Regions from separate parts of the Homo sapiens genome. Here region 1 is linked to region 2. A link is an interaction called in ENCODE POLR2A ChIA-PET data of the cell type or tissue named here. Cell type or tissue: GM12878. All regions are shown on one strand. Links, peaks and the distances in the headings refer to the core of each region. The heading gives the core; the rest is flanking DNA.

Region 1 (2,908 bases), core at 151-2,650, 150 kb after region 2:
GGGGATTCCCGCGTGTGTCAGGTGGCCAGTGCTTTATTGCTTTCTCTCTGATACATCCTCTGTGTCGACACCAATGTGAGAAACAACCCCTACAGCTGTTCTTGCCCTAAGGCAAGCTGACCCCGCTCACCCTACTCCTGGGTGGCACAGGCCTACTCCAAGTTTTGTTATTTGGGGTTACAAAGCACACACATGCCACACACAGTTTTGCAAAACCAATGCCATGCATAATACTGTCACAGCCAAATAACTCTAGGTGGAGGGGGGGACATGGAGTACTCCCGCCTCCACAATCCTCCCAGGAGGTGACCTGCCTGTGGGGCCAGAGGGCCTCAGGGTGTCGGAGCTGGAAAGTTTTATGGAGGTCACCCATGTCCAGCTTCTTCACTTGACGCTTGGGGAAACTAAGACCTGGAGTAAGGTGCCCAAGCCACACAGTGAGGTAATGGTAGAGAAAGAACTAGAAGCTGAGTCTCTCGACTTGCTGGCCAGTGCCCTCCTCCACTTATGGGTTAACGACAACCCTCCCCAGCTCCATCCTATGCCATTCTGCCAGGCGAAGGCAGGGCCGGGGAAGGGAGGCCAGCACTGGGTGGGGCGGAGATGGGGCGGGGTGGGCATGTGTGGAAGGAGCCTCCTCTTCCCTCAGCAAGGGAAGCAATGTGGCTTCCCTTGGCTCACATGACCACAACCACAACTCCCCAGCCTTGGGGAGAGGCACCATTCGGGCCCAGATGACCCGGTCACACTGTCACCCATGGGGTACTGGCTCATTCTTTGCAGGTATCCAGGTGGACAACGCTAGGCATGTGTCCTGCTGTGCCAGAGCACGCAGCCACAGGCACTGGAATGAGAGAGGAACTGCAGGAGACAAACGGCCTTAAGACCCAGTGCCTTACAATTTACAAAGAACTTTCACCAACATGCTCAGTGGGCAGGGCTGGGTGCACCTCTGGCTCCCTGGGCAGGCAGTTCTCACCAGGAGGTGCCGCAAGTCCCCCAAAACAGACAGCATGTCTTTCTCCTCTGCAAGCCCTCTGTGGCCCCTGTCCATAGGGCTGGCCTTTCCCTGGTCCCTCCTGCAATGTGCCTGCTTCTCCTGTTCCATCACTGGATTGTTTCTTCTCGCCTGGTTGTCCTGGTCTGCTGGGCGTTAGTATGGACTCACAGCTACTGTGCAAACTCTTTGACCACGTGTCTTTTTACTTCTCATCTCCCTGTACTGCATTTGACACACAGCCAAGATTCAAGTGGAGAGGCTTGGGGGCAGGGGCCTGAAGTCAGGAGCCCGGGGTGCAGTCCAGTGATAGGGTGGGGTCCTGGCTGAGTACTATGGCAGCAACAACCGTGTGGGGAGACAATGTGTTTACACACACGGGGCTAAACCTCGGGGGGCTGCAACCCACTGGGCAGGGCAGTGTGGGCTCCGAAACCAGGCCCAGCCTTTTTTTTTTCTGTGACCACTAGGTGGCCTGAAGTGATGTGTGTGACCCTGCCTCAGTTACGGCAAGGACCTTCCCCATCCCCTGGGCTTCCCAGCCACAGCTGTCTCCTCTCTACTTGTTTTCCTTGACTCTGACTTTTAAACTTCTCTTTACACACATTTCTATTTTATTACATAGATTCTTGTGACTTTGAATCCTTTGTGGCAGTAGGTAAAGTGTCATAAGTAAATGAATAACCCCAGGACTGGAACAAAAGAGGTTTCTTTGCCCATTTACCCAGGATATTCAGCTAACACTGACTCTCCCCTTTCTGGGTTCCAGTGAATGTTCTACTCTATCCTGAGATCATCAGTGAGCTGTGATTGCCCTGGCCAGAGCCTGAAGGGGAGGGGGTCAGAACGGGGTCACACCCTGATTGCCTGGGCCCTCGCCTGGGAGGGGAGGAGTGTGGCCTGGAGGTGGGGACACCCGCAGCTAGGGTGACTGTGAATTCTAAGGGGCAGAGGATGTGGGCTGGGCTGCGTTATGACTTTTGGGGGCCCTGGGCAGTTTTGCCTTCCTCCATTAAAAAAATACAAAAAATTATATTTTACAATTGTGCTGGTAGAAAGACAAAAACAATCCTGGCTGGATTCATTGTTATATATTCATTTTTTTTTTCTAAATTTAAAAAGGTGAAAAATTAAGATATTTTTGTGGCCTCTAAAAGTACTCCGTGGCTGCTGGAGAAGTTGTCCCTGGGCTACAGGGCCATGAGAATCCGGCCCAGGGCAAGAAACATCCCTGGGTTCAGATGAACCCTCTTTGTGTCCACAGAGATCAACTCTTGTTCACTACTGCATGGCTTCACTTTTCTTTTTTCTTTCCTTCCTTTTTTTTTTTTTTTTCCTTTTTTTTCTTTTAAGGCAGGGTCTCACTCTGTTGCCCAGGCTGGAGTGCAGCGGTGCGATCATAGCTCACTGCAGCCTGAAACTCCTGGGCTCAAGCAATCTTCCCACCTCAGCCTCCGGAGTAGCTGGGACTACAGGCGAGTGTCACCACACTCAGCTAAATTTTGAAAAATGTTTTTGTAGAGATGAGCGTCTCATTATGTTGCCCAGACTTGCTTCACTTTTCAAATGAGGAACCCAAGACTTAGAAGAGGAAGTTGTCCAAGTTCTAAGCTAAGCTAGTGACATTTAGAGTAAGAATGTTGGTATAGACGTTTTGGGTCTGAGCTGCGTGTGATTTCATTACCATGAGCGCTTGTGAGTGTGACCTCATCCCCACACATGGCAGGGGTCTAATGACTGTGAAGCCCACTAATTTAGAGTTTTGTGTGACAGCATGTGGACAGAGTCTGAAGTTAAATTTCCCTTTGCGTTGTCTAGGAAGAAAGGATGTGTAAAGAAAATGCAAAATGTAAACCAGATGGGGATGTATGTAAAGTACTGGAGTAATTTGTTGTTTTCAAGCTTTTAGAA
Region 2 (2,908 bases), core at 219-2,718:
GGCAACACCCAGATCAGATGTAAGTGGGGGAGCAGCTGATTTCCAGGGAAAAAGCCGGAGGAATCAACTCAGGGGAACTGCATCTTACCTGCCGCTGGGGAAAGGCGGGAACGCGACGGACTTTAGCTTCTTGTCCTCCGCCGCTGACAGGCAGTTTTTGATGGTCTCTTCAAGCTGTTCTTCACATTTGTCGGAGCCCCACTGAGGGATGTGACAGTGGATGACAAATTTGGCTGCGAGTCCACTGGATTGGCTGACGGCGGCTGGGACATAGGAGAGAAAATGCCGCGGGTTATTTCCTAAGGTTTCCTAGGTTATAGCCTAACCTCATCAGGTACCTGTTAGATCTGGAGATAAGGCAGTGATAGAGACGTTGGCTGGGCAGCATCCTGTGCTCCTGATGTGGACTATGTTTAACGAGAGCAAGAGCTGGGCTGTATTGCTTTGCACAGTTAGCACAAGCTTTGGGTAGAAGCGTTTAATGCTGCTCTGATGCGCCATTTTCATATGGTCTGCCAAGTAGTCCCTGGGTTGGGCTACCTCCTCACAATGGTTCCTAGTTAAAGGGACACATCAGATCCTCTCTGGTGGCTGTGGCAGGTAAAGTAATGGCATCCCAAAACATCCACGTCCTCCTCCCTGAAACCTGTGGGTGTTCCCGTACATGGCAAAAAGGACTTTGCAGATGTGATTAAGTGAAGGCTCTTGAGATGGGGAGATGATCCTGGACTGTCTGGGTGAGCCTGGGACCTGATAAGAGGGAGGCAAGAAGGTCAAAGGCAGGAGAAGGCCGTGGGATGAAGGAGACAGAGATTGGAACGATGCAGCCAGGAGCCAAGGAATGTTGCAGCTTAGAAGCTGGAAAAGGCAAGGAAGGGATCCTTCCCTGAGCCTCCAGAAGGAACCAGCCCTGCCAACACCTGGATCTTAGACTCTTAAAACTCATTGTGGACTTCTGGCCTCCAGAACTGTAAGAAGACAAATTTGTGTTGTCTGAAGCCACGAACTTTGTGGTAATTTGTTACAGTAGCCACAGGAAATGAATACAGTGGCTTTTATTTTTATTTTTTTATTTTTAGTTTTTTTTTGAGACAGAGTCTTTTTCTGTCGCCCAGGCTGGAGTGCAGTGGTGCGATCTCAGCTCGCTGCAACCTCCACCTCCTGGGTTCAAGTGATTCTAGTGCCTCAGCCTCTCGAGTAGCTGGGATTACAGGCATGTGCTAATTTTTAAAATTTTTTTATAGAGATGAGGTTTTGCTATGTTGCCCAGACTGGTCTTGAACTCCAGGGCTCAAGTGATCCTCTTGCCTCAGGCACCCAAAGTGCTGGGATTACAGGCGTGAGCCATCACACCTGGCCTACTGTGGCTTTTAAAAAATAGCTGTGCCTGGGCCCCACAGAGTCAGGGTACTGACCACCCAGAGGTCCTGACTCAGTAGGTCTGGTGCAGGGGCTTATGCTTATGTGATTTTAGGACCTTCTATGAGTTGAGAACCACTGAACTTGATTGTGTAGTTCCTTGACAGGGACTGCCATTTGATGATCTCCACATGCCCTGCAGAGAGTGGGGTTTCAAAAGCGGGCTGTGAAACTGAATTAGGCCAGCCTTGTCTCACAATTTCTGTCATACTCCTTTGTTTTACTGTTTACTCCCCTAAATGTGGTTCCCATTGGTGACAGAGTTGATAAAGCCCCGTGGCTGCTAAGCTCGAGGGAAGTCCCTGTGGGACTCCCCAGGGGAGCAGTTCCCTCGGATCTGCCTGAGGCAGCTGCAGCTTCAGCCATGAGCCATGCTTGCCCCCACGCTGCCCGTCTGCGCCCTGTGCCCCTCCAGGAACCCAGGAATCGGCGTAGCAAGGGTCCGTGGCCACTAGGGGCAGCACTTGTAACAGAAACGTGTGTCCGCCGTATTCCAGAGCTGTGTGTGGGGTTGAGGTGAAAGACTGACTGGAAATCTATGATGCCCACCTAGTTTATATAAGTATTTCCTGGCAATGTCCACAGTGTCAGGGAAGTGCTGACTGCACTTCCTCACATGGGTAGAAGCCAAATCCAAGGGACCCCTTCGTCCATCAGGGGAGGCTGTAGGCTCCCTGCCTTCCAGTGCCTAGACGGGGCTCAGTGTCATCACACGTGAACGCCTGAGTGCAGGACCCAGGCCACACAATACACCGAGGCCCTGGGTAGGGGCCCGCCATGCGTGCTGACTCTACGACCACGTATATTTGTGCACCAGAAGCAGAGTGTCCCTCTTTGGACTGAACAATGATGCCCCTAAAACTGGAGGCTGCTCTGCTGAGAACCAAGGACCCTGGAGATGGGCCTTGCCTGCATGGTGCCATCTTCCCGAGCACCTGGCTGCTATTGTATGCCGGACAGAGTTTGGCTTGTTACAGTCATGGCTGATTTATTTCATATATTTTAAAAGTATAATCATGTTACTAGCAGAATGGTATTCCTCTAATGTAAAGTCTTTTTTTTTTTTTTTTTTTTGAGACAGGATGCCCCTCTGTTGCCCAGGCTGGAGTGCAGTGGCTCGATCACAGCTCACTGCAACCTCTGCCTCTCGGGTTCAAGCGATTCGATTCTCCTGCCTCAGCTTCCCAAGTGGCTGGGATTACAGGCACCCGCCACCATGCCCGGCTAATTTTTTGTATTTTTAGTAGAGATGGGGTTTCACCATGTTGGCCAGGTTGGTCTTGAACTCCTGACCTCAAGTGATCCACCCACCTCGGCCTCCCAAAGTGCTAGGATTATACTGCACCCAGCCAAAAGTCATTTTTAAATAAAAGGAATATGTTCCTATTGGCAATGTCAAACATCCAATCAAGTAAAAAATGACTTTCAGGGTAGTGCACGATGACATTTCAGTCCAAAACAAAGTATGTTCATGGCAACTGGAAATGAA

Evidence for each region. Peaks named below come from ENCODE experiments on the same cell type or tissue, not always from the same donor. Only the 100,000 strongest peaks of a DNase experiment are listed, where the experiment ranks them.
Region 1: POLR2A ChIA-PET joins it to region 2 with 10 read pairs; 4 of 35 experiments call an interaction of 5 or more read pairs at or near these places.

The regions. Positions count from the first base shown.
Region 1 is chr10:69,959,780-69,962,687 of GRCh38, reverse strand. The region is part of intron 2 of LOC107984242 (a long non-coding RNA gene); the gene reads left to right. Among named protein-coding and RNA genes, the nearest start is that of LINC02636, 48 kb to the left of the region's middle. RefSeq lists an enhancer at 850-1,350. In GM12878, for the core only: a CTCF peak has its summit at 1,453 (motif pointing right); no DNase peak of the experiment used is centred there.
Region 2 is chr10:70,106,388-70,109,295 of GRCh38, reverse strand. It overlaps MACROH2A2 (macroH2A.2 histone), which reads right to left. Exons shown (of 9, transcript NM_018649.3): 8 at 89-263. Among named protein-coding and RNA genes, the nearest start is that of AIFM2, 25 kb to the left of the region's middle. RefSeq lists an enhancer at 1,731-1,810. In GM12878, for the core only: a CTCF peak has its summit at 1,844 (motif pointing right); a DNase peak (open chromatin) is centred at 1,655; H3K4me3 peaks cover 531 bases; H3K27ac peaks cover 1,469 bases.